Regions from separate parts of the Homo sapiens genome. Here region 1 is linked to region 2. A link is an interaction called in ENCODE POLR2A ChIA-PET data of the cell type or tissue named here. Cell type or tissue: Panc1. All regions are shown on one strand. Links, peaks and the distances in the headings refer to the core of each region. The heading gives the core; the rest is flanking DNA.

Evidence for each region. ChIA-PET counts read pairs that join two places held together with the same protein. Peaks named below come from ENCODE experiments on the same cell type or tissue, not always from the same donor. Only the 100,000 strongest peaks of a DNase experiment are listed, where the experiment ranks them.
Region 1: POLR2A ChIA-PET joins it to region 2 with 12 read pairs; 1 of 35 experiments calls an interaction of 5 or more read pairs at or near these places.

The regions. Positions count from the first base shown.
Region 1 is chr1:21,433,367-21,436,282 of GRCh38, forward strand. It overlaps the pseudogene CROCCP5. Among named protein-coding and RNA genes, the nearest start is that of NBPF3, 5.3 kb to the right of the region's middle. RefSeq lists a silencer at 2,530-2,824. In Panc1, for the core only: no CTCF peak of the experiment used is centred there; no DNase peak of the experiment used is centred there.
Region 2 is chr1:22,427,638-22,430,553 of GRCh38, forward strand. It overlaps a transcript of ZBTB40 not described here. Among named protein-coding and RNA genes, the nearest start is that of ZBTB40, 23 kb to the right of the region's middle. In Panc1, for the core only: no CTCF peak of the experiment used is centred there; a DNase peak (open chromatin) is centred at 1,204; H3K4me3 peaks cover 1,191 bases; H3K27ac peaks cover 591 bases.

The DNA.
Region 1 (2,916 bases), core at 314-2,813, 990 kb before region 2:
CTGGGACGTGGCTCTGGATCAGGCCAGGAAGAACTTCTCCACTGGTTTTTCTTGGCCACAGTTTTCCACTTAAAGGATGTACCATTGTGTACTTAGCAGCAGTCCCCTTTTGATAGACATTTAGGTTGTCACCAGGATTTCTTACATGAGCAATGCTGCAGTGAACCTCCTTGTCCACAAGCCATCTCCTCTGTGCTGGGGTATATCTGTAGGATACATTCTTAGAGGAGGAGCCGGTGGGGAAGGTCCTATGCATGCATAGTTTTCGGAGCTCTCCCTCAATGCCCTCCGTTGTGGTTGTACTCACCTTCCCACCAGCTGTGTAGGGGAGGGCCTGTTGCCCCAGAGCCCCTCCTTGTGTATTATGTGTCCCTTTTTTTTTTTTCCCCAATGTGATAGTGGACAAACGACATCCCAGTGTAGGGTTTTTTTTTCTTTCTTTCTTCCTCTTTAGTTTTTGAGATGGAGTCTCACTATGTTTCCCATTCTGGCCTCAAATTCCTGGGCTCAAGCAATCCTGCCTCAGCTTCCTGCATAGCTGGGACTGCAGGTGCATGCCACTGCACCCAGCCCAGTGTAGTTTTATTTTTATTTATTTATTTTTTTGAGACGCAGTCTGGCTGTGTGGCCCAGACTGGAGTGCAGTGGCATGATCTCAGCTTACTGCAACCTCCTCCTCCTAGGTTCAAGCAATTCTGCCTCAGCCTCCCAAGTAGCTGAGACTACAGGAGTGCATCACCACGCCTGGCTAATTTTTTGTATTTTTAGTAGAGATGGGGTTTCACCATGTTGGCCAGGCTAGCCTCGAACTCCTGACCCCAGGTGATCTGCCTGCCTCGGCCTCCCAAAGTGCTGGGATTATAGGTGTGAGCCGCCACACCTGGCCCCAGCGTAGTTTTAATTTGTAGTTGGGAGTGAGCCCCATCCCATCCCCATCCTGTGCTCTCTCCCCCAGGGACCTGCTGCAGCTGGGAGGGGAGCTGTCCAGAAGGTCGGCCTGGGACTGAGCATGGGCCTGCAGCTGGCAGAGAGAAGGGTCGAGGCAGCCCTGAAGAAGCAGGCCCTGCTGCAGACCCAGCTGGAGGAGCAGCTGCAGGACAAGGTGCTTCACGAGAAGGGACCTGGCCCAGCAGCAGATGCAAAGCGACCTGGACAAGGCTCACCTCAGTGCCAGGTGGGTACCTGGTGGGTGCCACACGAGGCAGGTGTCCCTGCAGAAGGTAAAACTGGAGAGTTGGGGAGAAGGGAGCATCTGTTCACTAGGGTCAGGCCTTCCTCTGTGACCTCAGCCAGTTTTCCCAGGCACCCCACTGAGGTTCCGAAGGCGCTTGCCCAGTGTATATCATAAACAGCTTAGCCTCCAATGACAGAACTTGTGGCCGGGTGCGGTGGCTCACACCTGTAATCCCAGCACTTTGTCAGGTGGGGGGATCACCTGAGGTCAGGAGCGCAAGACCAGCCTGCCTGACAGGTGAAACCCCGTCTCTACTAAAAATACAAAAATTAGCCGGGCGTGGTGGCAGGTGCCTGTAATCCCAGCTACCAGGGAGGCTGAGTCAGGAGAATCGCTTGAACCCAGAATGCAGAGGTTGCAGTGAGCCAGGATCACATCGCTGTACTCCGGCCTGAATGACAGAGCGAGATTCTGTCTCAAAAAAAAAAACAAAAACTTTTGCCCCTTATTCCTGCCACCTGGACAAGTCCTCAAGTGCTTTCCCATGAGATAAAGCTGGTGGCAACCTCATTCCCACTTCACAGATGAGAGGTGTGAGGTCTGGAGAGGAGCTGGGACTTGCCTAAGGTCACACAGCCAGGGAGGTGGATGTTAGGGTCCCTGCCTCGGGTTTGGAGAAGCATGGTGGACACAGAACTAGTGGATTTGAGAGGCAGGGGTGGTCCCCCACTCACCTCTGCTGTTCCCCCAACTCCAGAGTGACAGAGCTGGGCCTGGCAGTGGAGCGTCTTCAGAAGCAGAATCTGGAGAAGGATCAGGTCAACAAGGACCTCACCAAGAAGCTTGAGGCCCTGGTGAGCTGCAGCTGCCCCTGAGATGTGGCAGTGTGGGATGGGGTACCGGACAGATCCATGGACACAGGCTTAGGGCTGGGCTGCCTGGGCCACCCCCAGCGTCCCACTCACACGCAGGTTCAGCCCTCACAGGTGTGCAGGCTTTGTGGTAAGCACACTCACCTCCTCCATCCCATTTCTTCCTCACAGCAGCCCTGTAGCGCAATCCTCATGACACAGATGGGGAAACTGAGGCCCAAGAGGGGAAATGCTTGTCCAGTCTCAGAGCCAGTAAGCGGGAGAGTCGGGACTTGAACTCCCATCCACTGTCTCCAGGTCCAGATGCTGCCTCTGGCAACCCAGCTTCCCCTCACCCCCTCCCCCGACCAGTGGGACACTCACTCTTCGGGGGTACAGCCTGGTTTGGTCACCCCCCTGTCTGGGGCCTGACCTGGGTTCTAGGTCCGGGTCTCCTCCCATCAACTGTGTGACCTGGGGCAGAACACAGCTCTTCTCTGGGCCTAGTCTGTTCAGTGAGGGTCTCGGGCCTGCTGTGGGGTCTACCAGGTGGCTGGCCTATGGACATGGCTTCAGAGGCCACCTGGTCAGTGGTGGGCCAGGGAGGGAGGGGAAGGGGAGGTTTCAGATAAGACAGAACCCCGACTACCCTTTGTCTCCCTCACCGCACTCCAGGAATCCCTGTGGCTACAGGAGCAGGCGGCCCTGGAGACAGAGGACGGAGAGGAGCTACAGCAGAGCCTAAGGGACCTGGCACAGGTGTGAGCCCAGAGAGGTGGGAAGACAGGGCCCTGCCAGGAAACCCCGGGCTCCCTCGCCACGCCTTTCGGTGGCCTGGGACTGAACTGCAAATGGGTGGGGGCCTGGGACCCAGGCTGTAGCTGCTCAGCA
Region 2 (2,916 bases), core at 102-2,601:
TTTTTTTCTTTTTATCTTCTATATCCAGTCTCATTCTCCTTGCCCCATAGACACTGTCCCAAGGTTCTCTGTCCATTTTATTTACATTTATAACTGTATTTGCATTTTAAATGCATACATGTGCATTTATATAAACAACATATGACATATGTGTGTATGTTTAATGTATATAGTGATACATGGCTAATAGCTCATTCTGCTTCTTTGACATCTATTGGTCTTGATTAATATAGATTTAGTACTTTTTTACTGTTGTATTATATTCCATCATTTATACATATTATATTTAATAATTATTTATTGAAGAACATCTAAGTTACTTCCAATTTTGTTGTTATAAACCATGCTGCAGTAAACATCTCTGAATATATCTCTTTGTATACTTAAGCAAGAATTTCTCTGGGGTTTATACACAGGACAGGATTTACATTATAAAGTGATATGCACTTTGTCCATATCACTAAATATCTCCAAATTGCTCTCCAAAGTGGCTGCAACAATTTTCACTCCCAAGGAGGGAGGGAGGGTCACAAAGGTTGAAAAACGACCTGTTGGATACTATGTGAACAATCTGGATAATGGGTTCACCAGAAGCCCAAACCACAGCATTACCCAATATAAGCATATAGCAAACCTGCACAGGTACCCACTGAATCTATAGTTTTTAAAAAGTGGGAAAAAAATTTTTTGCTCACCCCCGCAGTGCATAAGGGTTGCATTTTCCCCACATCCCTGGCTGTTTGATATTATCCTATATTTTATCATTGGATGTAAACTAGTAGCCATTTCTCACTTTATTTTGCATTTCTTTGATTATTAATAAGATGAAACATCTCTTTTTCTGTTTATTAGCCATTCTGGTCTCCTCGTCTATGAGTTGCTTGCTCATATCCTTTCCATGTTTTTACATAGTGTTATCTCCCTACTTTTTTTGTTGTTTCTGATTTTGCTGTTCATTTCAGATATTAATGCCAGTCATGTATATTGAAAATATATTCTCTCAGTCGAATTGGCATGAACTCCGTCTATGGTATTTCTTTGTTGTATAGCTACTAGCCAGTTCCAACAACTGCCCTCCCTTTACTTCCTAGTTAAAACAAATACAAACTCTGATTTGTAACTGGATCCAAGGCTTCCGGGTATAAAGACTACATTTCCCAGCATACCTTGCAGGTGTTGCCATGTGACTGAGTTCTGGCCAATAGGATATAAGAGAAAATATGTGGGAAATTTGTCGGCAATATTCTTGAAAAGAAAGAGTTCCTTTCTTTCTTCTTTCCAGTTACCTCCTTCTTGCCGGTTGGAATATTGGATTGAAAGGTCAGAGCCATGTGCTGAGGTTGGGGAAACATCCCGGATGCCAGCCCCGGACTGCTAGTAAGTCTAAATCTAACTGATACAAGCAAAAGTCTTTCATTTTGAAGTAGTCAAATCCAGATATTTTCTTCTTTAAGAAATTCTTGGGCCGGGCGCGGTGGCTCATGCCTGTAATCCCAGCACTTTGGGGGGCCGAGGCTGGCGGATCACAAGGTCGGGAGATTGAGGTCATCCTGGCTAACACGGTGAAACCCCGTCTCCACTAAAAATACAAAAAATTAGCCGGGCGTGGTGGCGGGCGCCTGTAGTCCCAGCTACTCGGGAGGCTGAGGCAGGAGAATGGCTGAACCCGGAAGGCGGAGCTTGCAGTGAGCCGACATAGCGCCGTTGCACTCCAGCCTGGGCGATAGAGCAAGACTCCGCCTCAAAAAAAAAAAGAAAGAAATTCTTACTGATCGCAAAGTCACAAAGGCATTTGCCTACATTTTTTTTTTCTAATAGTTTTATAACTTTGCTTTTTCACATTAGGTCCTTAATCCAGCTGGAAGTATGTTGACTTTCTTCCTCACCTTACCATCCAATTCTCCCATCAGCATTATTAAGTAATTCATTTTTCTTCCCTGAACTGTGATGCCACTATTATATACCGGGTTCCCAGTACCACATTAAACAGTAGTGGTATTGGAAAGTATACTGGGCTGGTTTCCATATTCATGGGAAATCTACATTTTTTTTCCATTAAGTGTGATGTCTGCTGGCCAGACGCGATGGCTCATGCCTGTAATCCCAGCACTTTGGGAGGCCGAGGCGGGTGGATCACCTAAGGTTGGGAGTTCGAGACCAGTCTGACCAACATGGTGAAGCCCCATCCCTACTAAAAATACAAAAAAATTAGCTGGGCATGGTGGCGCACACCTGTAATTCCAGCTACCCGGGAGGCTGAGGCAGGAGAATCGCTTGAACCCCGGGAGGCGGAGGGTTGCGGTGAGCTGAGATTGCGCCATTGCACTCCAGCCTGGGCAACAAGAGTGAAACTCCGTCTCAAAAAAATAAAAAAAGTATGATGTCTGCTGTAAGTTTTTGATAAAGTTCTTTTATCTAAGTATCTTTTATTTAAGAAGCTACTATAATCACTAATAAGTGTTTTCTTGTATCTATTAAAACATTGTAATTTCTTCTTTAATCTGAAATACCTCAATAGATTTATCTGACTCTAAATCATCTGTACATTCCTAAAATAAATGCTACTTTGGTTTTTTGAGTTGGGAATTTTGCATCTGTAGTTATAAGTAAAACTGGCCTATAATAATCTTGTCTCATACTGTCCTTATCTGGTTATAATATCAACATTTAGGCCAGGTGCAGTCGCTCACACCTGTAATACCAGCACTTTGGGAGGCTGAGAGGGCAGATCACTTGAGTTCAGGAGTTGGAGACCAGCCTAGGTAACATAGCAAGACCCTGTCTTTACAACAAATTTTTAAAAATTAGCTGGCTGTGGTGGCACACACCTGTAGTTTCAGCTACACTAGAGGCTGAGGTGGGAGGATTGCTTGAGCCTGGGAGGCCAAGGCTGCAGCAATCACGGCTCACTGCAGC